Linked DNA regions of Mus musculus: region 1 is linked to region 2. The links are chromatin contacts, found by POLR2A ChIA-PET in ENCODE. All regions are on one chromosome and are shown on one strand. Each heading gives the region's core, a stretch centred on a gene start or an enhancer-like site at or near the end of the contact. The rest is flanking DNA. Distances are from core to core; before and after follow the strand shown. Region 1 holds the start of Heatr6 (HEAT repeat containing 6). Region 2 holds the start of Taf15 (TATA-box binding protein associated factor 15).

Evidence for each region. ChIA-PET counts read pairs that join two places held with the same protein, here RNA polymerase II (POLR2A).
Region 1: POLR2A ChIA-PET joins it to region 2 with 13 read pairs in Patski. The contact joins the promoter of Heatr6 here to the promoter of Taf15 in region 2. POLR2A ChIA-PET finds 5 or more read pairs at or near these places in 3 of 5 experiments (Patski and embryonic stem cell).

The regions. Positions count from the first base shown.
Region 1 is chr11:83,752,335-83,758,562 of GRCm38, forward strand. Heatr6 (HEAT repeat containing 6) reads left to right here and starts at 1,303. Exons shown (of 20, transcript NM_145432.3): 1 at 1,303-1,607; 2 at 3,376-3,483; 3 at 4,976-5,116; 4 at 5,955-6,070. The coding sequence starts at 1,389. Wfdc21 (WAP four-disulfide core domain 21) reads left to right here. Exons shown (of 3, transcript NM_183249.2): 3 at 160-312.
Region 2 is chr11:83,469,805-83,475,794 of GRCm38, forward strand. Taf15 (TATA-box binding protein associated factor 15) reads left to right here and starts at 3,304. Exons shown (of 16, transcript NM_027427.3): 1 at 3,304-3,402. The coding sequence starts at 3,396.

The DNA.
Region 1 (6,228 bases), core at 53-2,552, 280 kb after region 2:
GGATTTCCAGCATCAAGATCTAATGTTTCTCATTGCACTCTGGGCAGTAGCCAGGTACCCAAAACAGCAGGTCTCGTGTATAATTTTTATATCTATTTCTCCAACAAAGAATTTTCTCAAAGGCCATCTTCCCTGATTACTGTTCATTTCTTCCTATAGCTTCTACCTGGAAAAAAAAATGTGTCTGTTTGGAGCTCTGTGACCAAGAAAACAGTTGAAAATGGAGGCCATGTATGGAGATTACAAGCAGCACAGTGGAGTGGGACAAGGAGTTGTTTCTTTTAATAAATCATTAATGTAAAAGTCTCAACACTTCTTGAGTTATTTTCTTGGAGGTTGTTATGGTTTGAATATGACACGTCTCCCTGGTCCATAGTTGATTGTACTGTTTGGGAAGAAGGGGCCATGCTGGAGGAGATAGGTCAACGGGGTATTTTGTCCTGGGCTTGACATGTTTCTTGTTGTTTCCTGGTTGCTTTAGGTGAGAAGCCTCAACCAAATACCCCTGCTGTCACGATCATTCTCCTTTACTACAAAGCAGCAGATTCAGTCAAGCATAGCCTTAAACCACCTAAAATAGTGCACCAAAAAATTAATAATAATAATAATAATAATAATAATAAATCCTCCTTCCTTTAAACTGTTCCTCTCAGTTATCTAATCCTAATCGTGAAAAAGCTACTAATGTCAATACGTTAAGTTTTTGTCTTAGTCAGGGTTTCTATTCCTGCACAAACATCATGACCAAGAAGCAAGTCAGGGAGGAAAGGATTTATTCAGGTTACAATTTCCACATTGCTGTTGATCGCCAAAGGATGTCAGGACAGGAACTCAAGCAGGTCAGGAAGCAGGAGCTGATGCAGAGGACATGGAGGGATGTTACTTACTGGCTTGCTTCTTCTGGCTTGCTCAGCCTGCTCTCTTATAGAACCAAGACTACCAGCCCAGAGATGGTCCCACCCACAAGGGGCCCTTCTCCCTTGATCACTAATTGAGAAAATGCTCCACAGCTGGATCTCATGGAGGCACTTACTTCCCCAACTGAAGCTCCTTTCTCTGTGATAACTCCAGCTTGTGTCCTATCAGAACATCAAGAGTAGAAGGAAGCCATATAGCTCACTTTTCTGTCACTGCCATGTAGAAGAGTGCTCTCCAACTCCAGCCAGAATCTGAAACTCTAGCAACGTCAGCCCTGCCCAAGAGCAAACTTTCTGAGAGGGTAAGGGGTGGTGGGTGGCCTTATTTCTGCTGCCTTTTACCTATCCTAATCACAGAACGACTTGCAACCTACAGTTCAAATGATGGCTTTCCGGAACTGGAGCACACACCCAGGCCCTGCCCCAAGCGGTGCCCCGGAAGTATTTCCCAGGCTTTCTCACGGAGGAAAAATGGCGGCGGTGCAGGTCGCCGCCTCTCTTCCTTGTGGGCAGCCGCGAGAGGCCCCGCGGGAACTGTCGCCGGAGCAGGACGATGGGTTCCGCCGCTTGTCTGCCAGGCTCCGCGCGCTGCAGCCGGATGACAGCACCGTGTCCCGCATGGAGATTCACCTGCTCTTCGACCAGCTCATCTCCGAGAACTACAGCGAGGGCGGCGGCGTGGCCCCCGAGGTAGGCGGCGCGCCTCATCCTGCCCGGACAACGGCTGGTTCCTCCCTCCGGCCCCTCCGGCTCTCACCCACGTCCCGGATGACTTAGTTCCAGGCTGGCTTTCTCCCTCGGTCCGTGCCATATCTCTCTGCCCTCCATCTGAAAGCTTGCAAGCCAGCATCTTTTCAAAGGCTTCTGCTCTGACGCCCTCAGCTGCCATCCCTGGTGAGCGACTCCGGGAATGTCGGAGCGAGGGTAGTCTTAGTTGATTTCGCTGATGTACGCACTGAAGCTCACAAGAGATCCAGCGTCACGGTTTGGGCAAATGGCAGAGCTAGATTGGAACCTAAATTTGTCGTAAGGCCTGTATTTTCTGTTTTGTTTCGGCACTAGCTCTCGTTTGCTTCCACTTCTCCTGTCAGGATCATCTCATTCATACACATCCGCTCTTGTATATCACTGATTCCCAGAACCCCTGAGCCAGTCCTACCTGCGAGCATCTCAAACTTGATAGCTCGTATAGATGAATACATTGTCTCCCATACTCCTAATCCCCTATTCATTCTACCCTACCCCACCCCAAATACACACAAGGCATGCACACTGCTTCTTTTCTTTACCCTGGAGCCTGTTGGATTAAAATTCTTCAGTCTGTCTCAAACATGTTTCTCAGTTCACACTCTTCTCTCCCTAGTCTCTCACTGATCTTCCTCTATTCTAGCCCCATTCCAGACTATTCTTTGCCAGAGTCTGCTATTGGAAAAACAAAAACAAAAAACAAACAAAACGCATACAAGTGTACGCATAATCAGAGATTTTCTATGTATATTGGCAAATGGCAGAAGCAAGCGGCCAAACAGTAAGAGAAAAATATGGGGCTTAAGGATGTAAAGGGGAAAAGAATCCCGAGCAGCTCACCACGGATAAGGGAGCAGAGTGGAACTAAGTGAAATTAAGGGAGCTTTTTATTTATATACTTGGCTATTTTGCACAACAACAACAACAAAATGTGTGCCTTTCCATTCTTCTCTCCTTGTTCTCCTCTTGGGTTCAGTCACTTGGCACTTGGTGCCTCGGGTTCAGGCACCTGAGGACATTGCGCATCTCTGAGAGTTCCCCCACTCCATCCCCTCCCCTTGTTCTTTGATTACTTGTCTGTCTGGCAAAGTTCTATTTGTTCTTCAGATCTTCTTTGTTATCTTTCTGTCTCCCTCTCGAGGAGACAAGTTCTCTGTGGTTCAGGGAAGTGTTTGGTTCATCTTTGGAGTCAAAAAAAAAAAAAAAAAAAATACCTAGCCTACTGCCTGACACGTACTATATGCCCAGAGCCTTTCTGTTCATTAAGCATCTGTAGATGGTGTAATCTGTGGATAGCATCCTCTCCTCTCTCTCTCTCTCTCTTTCTCTCCCTCTCTCTCTCTCTCTCTCTCTCTCTCTCTCTCTGTGTGTGTGTGTGTGTAAGTGTTATTTCTGATTTGCCCAATAGCATTGCATGCTTGGCTCATTTGGTATTTTTAGCTGTAGCTGTAGCATGTGCGTTTCTGTGTTGGCATTTATTTAATAGCACTGTATGGTAAAAAGCGCTTTTCCTTTCCTTTAGTCCTAACAAATTTTTGTTAACTTCATTCCTCCAGCCCCCACTTTCTGCCTCATCTTTGACTCGGATATTTTTTTTTTTCTCATTGAGTGTGGAACAGTCAGTGAGCTTTTCCGTTTGACTATGGGATTTGGGGATGTTCACTTGGCTAACAGGTGCATTTATCTTTGTTTTCCTTTTTTTTTTTAATAGGATGTCAGTGCTCTTCTTGTGCGAGCTTGTCAGCTGGTGCCTCTTAACCAGAATCACCTTGTGAGCAAAGTGTGTCAACTGATCCATCGTTTGCTTAACAGATTACAGGTAATCCTGTATGTAACCTGAAGGCTCAGATCAGGGAATACCACACCCGTTGTAGATCTGATAGGCTCACCTTTTGGTTTTGTTCTGAGACGGGATCTGAGCTCCGGTTGGCCCGAGAACTTTCTGATCTTTGTGTTCACTTTTTAAAGTGTTGGAATTGCAGATGTTTGTTGCTACACCCAAGTCAGTTGTCTAATCTTTTGAAAAGCCTGGAAAAGCAAAATGTCTTGGGCTGGGAATGTAACTCAGTGAATTACATTCACTTAGAGCCTTAGCCCCCTGGCAGACATGAGGCCATGGGTTCAATCCCAGCATCAGTACCACCAAAACAAAACCAAAACAAAACCAGTGCTTAGTAAGAGTACATCATTATATCCAAATGCAACTGACCAAATATATATTCTGATTTGAGAAATTGTAGACTTTTGCTTATGAGAAATATTCTTTTATGTTTGGTTCAATAAGCTAACATCACTCATGCCATCTTAGGTTTTTGGGGTCTTGTTTATTTGTTTTGTTTTCTCATGAAAAATAGAATTGACCAAGATATATCCCAGAACAAAATTACATGATTCCCCATTTCTTTCCTACCAATATTTTTTCCTGAAATTATTATTTTTGCAATCTACATAAAACCCCCAAAGTATCTTGGGATCAGAGAGCCGCAGGATAAAAAGTCCATAGTTATTTCTGTGAAGGTCTCTTCTGCAGTTCTCCGTCTGTAAAAGTTCTGAGTGAGTCCCTGAGTAGATGACTATATGGATATCAGCATTGTGTCAGCCCGAATCCTTTGGACTGCAAGAGAAGAGGGCATCCAATAGAACCAGAACCCTGTGGACAGGGAGTAAGATGCGTGCTGAGGTGTAACCAGCTGCATGTCTTACAGGAGCTGAGGAGTTTCCAGAATGTCACAGGTGGCTGTGGGGGGTGGGGGGTGGGGTGGCTTCTGAGTTCTTACTGTTGTCCAGTGTGCTTCATCTTTGTGACACTGGCAGCTGGAAAACTTCCCATCACCTGTGGCACCTGCCGCCCATAGCCAACTTCTAGCATTCGATGATACTATATATGAACTTAAGTGTCTGTAATTTGTTTTTTTGGTTAGCCTACTCTCTCTCTCAAGAGGATTATAAACTCTGTGGGGGCAGGAATGTGTCATATCTTCTTGGTATGTTCCTCACATCATGACAGATAAAGAGTAGGTTATTTAGCAGACATGTTTATTTGCTGTGTATTAGTTGAGTAACTACTATGTATTAATCAAATTTAATTGAACTAAGACATTTCAGTGTATTGACTCTTATATCTGCATTTATATCTGTCAGTTTCTGATTGGTTCCAGGAAAAGTTACAAGGACTACCAGATTCTACTTTGGAGAGATCACAGGGGCAGAATGAAGGAGACAGTGGGGCAAGGAGGTCTCCCCTATCCTGATCAGACTTGCCCATGCGTTCTCTTAAGTGAGAGCATCTCTGTTTTCTCCTTTCTCGGCAGGTGGTTGTGGATGAGCCAAACTTAGATTTCCTGTTGACCTACACGATCTCCGCTCTTCAACAGTGTAGCTCTTGGACACACATGGAAATTCTTCAAGCCCTGGCAGCTCTGGTTTACTGCAATGGCTCAAAATGTCAAAAGGTAGTGTCTTAGGTTCTGTTCTGTGATATACATAATGAACAAAAGCAACTTGGGGAAGAAAGGGTTTATTTCATTTTACAGCTTATAGCCCCATCATTAAGAGAAGCCAGGGCAGGAACTATAGCAGAAAGCATGGAGAAATGCTGCTTACTAGCTTGCTCTCTTTAGCCTACTCAGCTGCTTTTTTATACAACACAGGCCCAACTGCCTAGTCCTAGGGATGCCACCACTCACAGTGGGCTGGTACCTTCTACATTAGTTAGCAATTAAGAACATGCCCCACAGACATTCCTGCAGGCCAATCTGATGGAGAAAATTCCCCAGTTGAGGTTTCCTCTTCCCAGGTGACTATAGGTTTGTGTCAGGTTAACTACTGAAGCTAACTATGACAGGTAGTTCAAACTATTATGTCTTTCCTTTGAAAGGCTAGTAGCACAGACTTGAGAGCCAAGATGCCTATTTTCCAGTTTCCATCCTGTCTCTAATTGCGTGTATAGCCTAGGGAATTTCTTACTGAATGCCCTGGAGCCTTGTTTATTCAGGTATGAAATAGATGCTCCAAGGATGAAGTGAGATAGTATTTGGCACTCTATTAACTGTCAACCATTATTATCATCACCCTTTGCCCATGTAGCCAAGACTAAAGAACCCCAGCAATGACCTAGTAATGATTCTTACCACTGATTTCTGGCATACGTTTTGGGTAGCCATTGAAGGATTTACCTAATAGTTCATTTTTTGATAGCTAACTGCCTTTTAGTTATGAAACTATTGTCTAAACAAGTACATTCTTCCTAGAAGCTGTTCTCAGACCCACTCTGTTGATAATTTGTTTCAGCATCTCCCAGACTTGCTGGGCAAGAGTGGCCTCTTGATGAAATTGAGTGATTTATCTCACTCTGACCCTGAAGTCAGGAGAGCTGCAGTACACTGTATGGCAAACTTATGTCTCAGGTATGTGGATCCAGGTTTCCCAGTAATAGAAGGTAAGACCTCTCCTGGGCCCTCTGTAGGTTGTTCTGTCTGCCTGAAGCCAACTTAGAAAAGTGACATAGCCTAAGCTATGCCTGGTGGCACATTCCTGTAAACCTAGCACTAAAGAGCCGAGACAA
Region 2 (5,990 bases), core at 2,054-4,553:
TGAGTTCAATTCCCAGAAACCACATGGTGGCTCACAACCATCTGTAATGGTTATCCAATGCCTTCTTCTGGTGTGTCTGAAGACAGTGACAGTGTACTCACATACATGAAATAAATAAATACATCTTAAAAAAACAATGTTCTTGCTCTCTTCTCTCAGTGTGTAGACAAGGGCCAGGTGAGTGGACATCACAGGAGCAGGAGAAGGCAGCACAAAGCACAAGTGGGTAAAGATGGAAGCTTGTTGCCGAGATAATCATGGCTCACTGGATTCATCGATCAGGCAAAAGCATGGGAGGCAGAAGGCACAGAGCTTGATCTGCAACTCTACCTTTGGTGGAGAATGACCAGGAACAGTATAGACATGGGAGGAGTTTCAGGTTTGGAGGTCCCGGACACTGTGCATAGGTCACTGACCACGGTTCAAAGGCTGGGAGGAGCACTGCGTCTATCCCCACTTGGCCGTGTGTCCTTGATAAAAGTGCTCACCTCTCTGGGTTTTGGGGTTATCATCTACAAAATATAGACTCTTATTTCACAAGCCTGCCCAGAAAATGAGAGATGATGGATATAGAAAACTAATTGTCATTCCTAAATTAACTTCCTCAGAAGCTTCCACTTTTCTTATTTGTTCGTTTATTTATGCATGTGGAGGTCAGGGGACAATGTGCAAGAGTCAATTCTCTCCTATAGTGCAGGACCCAAGGATAGAACTTAGGTTTTCAGTATGACAGTAACTGACTACCTGATGTGACATTTCGCTGGCCCTGAAGTTCCCATTTAAAAAAAATAGTATTCAAAATCCTCCATAAAGCATACGGGACCTTTCAGGAAGTAGCCTGTCCCCCACCACGCTTCTCTCTAGGGTTTTTGTCATCCAAGATGGCCTCAAACTTAGGATCCTCCTGCCTCAGCCTCCATCTGGCTTGGATTATGCACATGCATCTCCATGTCCAAATGTCCACCTCGGTCCCCCCATTTCTATCTTCCATCATCCCTGAACCCCATTGACAACCCAATCAGGGGCACTTATATTACCCAAAGTGCTCTATCACAGCTGCTAGCCTTGGAGAACCTATTGGCTAGTTCCTGATCTTTCTTTATAGCTCAGTTTAGGCAGCACCTCATGCAGGAGGCTTTCCTTCATAAGGCTACCTTCCTATGGATGAAGTGTCCTATTTTTAGAACACTTTCCACCCCTGGAACATTCAAGTCTGGTAGGGACCACAGGCCTGCACCCTGCCTATTATATTATGTGACTGCAGTTTCTGAGACCAGCAGGCTGGGTTTCTTTCTCTATCTCTAGGGTTTCCCAGGTTCTACACACAGAGTAGATCTTAGGAAATGGAAACTGGATAATGATATAAACTTACACTGTCAAAGATGAGCAATACTCTGTATATCTTTCTTAAAAACAAAAACAAAATTAGAACCCAGAAGATCTTTCTTTCTCCTGTAGCCTGGTTCTCTACAATTGCATAAGCTCTTCTCTGGGTTCCTCTCCTCGATACAGATGCTAAAGTACCATGGCTCATAGTCATGAAAGAACTTTTATTTCTTTATTTCTTTAGCCTTGCCTTTTGGTCCTGTCTAAAGGTTCCTAAAATCCTCTGTCTATACAGATACAATGAGGAGAAAGGACCTCATGCTCTTTTCTGACCTGAAGGTATCAATTCTGAACTTACCCTTTCTTTGCTCCATTCTAGTCTTTTCCGCTTGGTCCCTGTCACAGTGCAGGACACCTCTATCTGGCCATTTCTTGCATAGGCTTTCATGGCCTCCTAAGTGTCTGTGACTTCTGCACTTCCCTCTGCAGTTACTTTATGAGTCCAGTGCACTGCGATCTCTCTCACTAGCATTATTATTAAGCCACTCAAGTGATCTTCCTGCTTAAAATATTTTGTTTTAAGACAAAAATAAAAAAGGCCCTCTGCAGTCCTGTGTGTCCTGGAACTCACTATGTATACCAGTTTGGCCTCAAATTCAGAGGTCCTCCTGATTCCACTTTCTAGTACTGGGCCATGCTACCTCAATTGGTTTTAAAAATTATCAGTGCTGGGAATTGAGCCCAGGGACTCAAGCATGTTAGGCCAGGCTTGGATCACTGAGCAAAATTCTTAGTCTCGCTTCTCTCTCCCACTTTTAGGCACCTCGCAACTCCAACCTATTCTTCATTCTACAGCTGGAAAATACATATCTAATCTCCACCTTTTGAAGTTCTCTAGTGGGTGGATCCACCACCTTCAGGACAAAGTTCAAACTAAGAGGCCTCAGCTATATACCCTCCTACTTTTCTGGCAAGTTCAACTTTTCTCCCCTGGAGGCTACACTTCAAACATATCAAATTACTTGTTCTACACCAAGTCTGGACAGATCTTTTGCCCAATTCAACTTGAATAACTCATCACCCAGGTCTTCGTTCAGGTGTCACTCACTCGGGGAAATGTCCTTGCAGATTCTCGAGTTTTCCAAGCCCTTTTCCCAACTGAGCTTACTCTACGGCTTTCCGGTAAAACCCCTTAGCAACAGGGTCTGGTTACCAGGCTTCAAAATTCCACCTTTGCCCTTGGTTAGCCTCAGGCTATCCGGCTGTATCCGCAACTGGGGGAAACTATTTCATCAGTCTGTTGTGCGAATTAAATGAGATGATGTAAGGCGCTGACAATTTAAGAGTTAGCTGTTACAGAGGACTAAGAAAGATCCATTCCCGTGTCTCCTTATTCCCGGAGCCAGTTATGCGCGTGACTTAGACTGAAGTCACATTTTTGTTCTGGTCTCACTTCGATTTTTTTATTGGACAAGGTGGTTATAACAGCCCCGGAGGCGATCAGGTATGGAGCTTGTCACGACTTTCGTTCCGCTCGCTGCCCAGACTCGGGACGCCCCCAAGTGGTTCAAGTTCTGCAGCAAGAGCCCGAGCGAGGCCGACCACACCATTCCCGATTTTAAAGGAAGAATCGACTTTCCCAGGCATTAAGTTCTTATTTATAAAAGGGGAGCCTCGTCTTTCGCTTCATAGCTTCAAAGTCTACCAGACCCGGTAAAACTAGAACTGGGGTTGTGAATGGGGCGGAGCGAGCTGGCTCGCTTTCCTCCCCTAGCCCCAGGAGGGCATTGGTACTTTCCTCTCTCAATTCCCTCTCAATAATGGTACGGTCGCGGAGGGGAGATCCGGGAGGACTCTAAGGCTCGGCGGAACGGAGTGGCGTGGAATCACCCCTCCGGCTTCGGCGCAGTGGTATCGCCTGCCGCGCGCTGATTGGCTGCCGAGGGCCCGCAGTCGGCCTCAGCCCGCCGCGCCGCCCTCAGAGCAGCTCCAGCAGCCGCGCCGCCTGGCTTTTCGTTTTCCTTGTTCTCCGCGGGCCGTGGCGGGGCTCCGCGCCGCGGCTGTTAGTCATGTCGGGTAGGTGACTCCGTCAGCGAGCAGCGGCAGCGGCGAGAAGGGGTCCGGTGGGTTCTGGCCGTCTTCCCGCCCACCGGAGGGCCGCGAGGGAAAGACTCCGGCCTGAGGGAGGCTGGGGTGGGGGGAGGGAGGGGGGCGGCCGCGTCGCCGCCATGTTGGACCGGAGGCACGCACGCTCCCAACGCTCCCTGGCTACAAATCACGGCGGGAGCGCCCCGGAGCTCTTTTGATCCTGCCCTTGGAACCTGGGGAGATGAGCAGCTCCCCGGGGAGGGTGTGTGTGAGTTGGGGGGGGGGCGGAGGCCCGTCTACGCCATCGTAAGGGCGGGGGGAGCCGAGATCTGAGCATCAGCCTGAGGACTGGGGGCTTCGGGTCCTCCGCGCCGACTCAGATCTCTCAGCGAGGCCTCCGGCCGGTCGTCTCGCCACCTCGTTCCTCTGTTTCCCCATCCGAGAAGTGGAGCTGGGCCTTCCTGACTCACCCATTCATCAGGTGGGAGTCTTACGCTCTGGGAGCCCTTTTCGAAGCACTTTGCCTTACCCGAAGTCGCGCTACGGTCATTCCCTCTGCTGTAACCATTGGGGTTGCGGGGCGGTGTTTGTTTATTGGGCTTCACCTTTGTACTCCCTCCTCCACTTGTTAATCTCCTGAACTTAGAATTAAGCCTTGCCAGTTACTGACGAGCACTTTTAGGTCTTCGTGGCATTTCCCTTAAGACTTTAGAGACCAAGGACAGCGTCTTCCTCAAATTAGTATTTATAGAGGCCACTGCTGTGTGGAAGTGAGGCTTTCCCCCCTCCGGACAGGCAGTCTGGGTCCTGTTAAACCAGAACTTAAAAGTCCTCTGAATTCTAACAGTTCCAGTTGACCACATAAGGTCCTTTCTTTGGGCTACACTTACAGGTGGCAAAGACAGACCCAGAACGAGAGTTCTTTACTTCTGAGGAAAACATTGCCTAAAGCCATATGGCTGAGATGACATAATGACTTTGGTAGTTTTTCACCTACTTATGAGAGAAAGGATCTCATGAGGTATCCTTGGCTCAACTGGAACTCGATATGGAGTCCAGGCTGGCCCCAAACTCACAGATCCACCTAACCGCTGGCACTAAAGGTGTGCACCACTATGCTTGGAAGATTTGCCCTTTTATTAATTAATTGGCAATCCTTTTCTAAAGGTTTTCCCAGTCCACCTGGAGGGATGTGTATGATCAAATCTGCAATTGGAGAAGATTCAAAAGGAGCGAGAAAGACGGGACAGAGAATGATGGTCTTCCCTCAGATTAGCAATGATACTGAGGAGCTAGAAATCTCATCTTTTTGGGTAGGGTACCTGTATGGTGGAAAAAGCTAGGCTGAAGTGAAGTTAGCTCTTTTTAAATTCTGCTTTTTGTTCAAACAAGGGATTATTAGTTCCAGAGGAGAAATTGGCATATTTTTTCCAGGTAAAGGTCCAGAAAAGGATGTACAAGTGCATCCTTAGGAAGGGTATATGTAGGTTAACCGTGACTTAGAAAATTAAATAGCTCTCTTCATGTAGGAATTACCAAGATTCAGTGTAAGCAGTGCTCAGGGATTGTTTGGGACAGGATCTTCCAGTGTGTCCTAGGCTGGCTTTGAACTCATCATCTTTTAACAGCTTCCTGAGTGGCATTGCAAGCTTGCTACATTTGGTCCACACTGTTGGTTTTTTATTGTAATTATTTATATAAGACAATGACATTTTTATAGGACTGAGTAATTTCAATGAAAGATTTAAATTTAAAGGCTTAAGTTAGGATTTTTTTCTTACTGTTATATACAACTTAATATGTTTTGTGATGTATATGAAATACCTTGACTTTTGAATAAGTGACTTGTTTAATGTGTGTTAAATTAATACACTTAACAGAATAAATCCCCCCCTGTAAGTAACTAGTATTATTAATAAGCTACATCCTTTAAACATTCCAGACTACACTTAGAAATTTAATTGACTTATTTAGATGTTTGCTGTGGCAGAAAGACCCATGGTAAAAATGTAGAAGCCAGTGTGGTATGCATAGAGCTATTTTGGCAGTTAACTGATAGAGAGTATAGGTCTTGCAAATCTAAGGACAAGTGAATCCTTCACCTGTTAGCCAGATAATGAAAACTGAAATCCTTATAAATCTTGGTTTTACAGATTAATTATAGATTTGAAGGACTATCAGTGAAGGAATGAACAAAGGGAAAAGTCCTAGTGTGTGCAGTAACCAGGAAGCTTAGATACTGAGTAGACTCTTAAGAGTTCGTAATCTGGAACCTTTTACTTTTAGTACTCATTTAGCCTTTAGGAGACCACAAAATATTATAAAAATTTAAAAAGTCTGGGCTAATTAATGTTTTTGGGTTCCTGGTTGGAAATAAATGAAAAACTTACTGTTCTTATTTTTGAGACATGGTCTTACTAGCTCTCGATGGCCAGGAACTCACAGAAACACCTGCCTCATATGTGCCGGGCTTAAAGGTGTTCACCAAGCCTCAGTGAGTTGAAGTTTTTTGTTTTTTTTTTAAGGTTTATTTATTATTATTTGTAAGTACACTGTGAGGAATTCTCACAACCTAG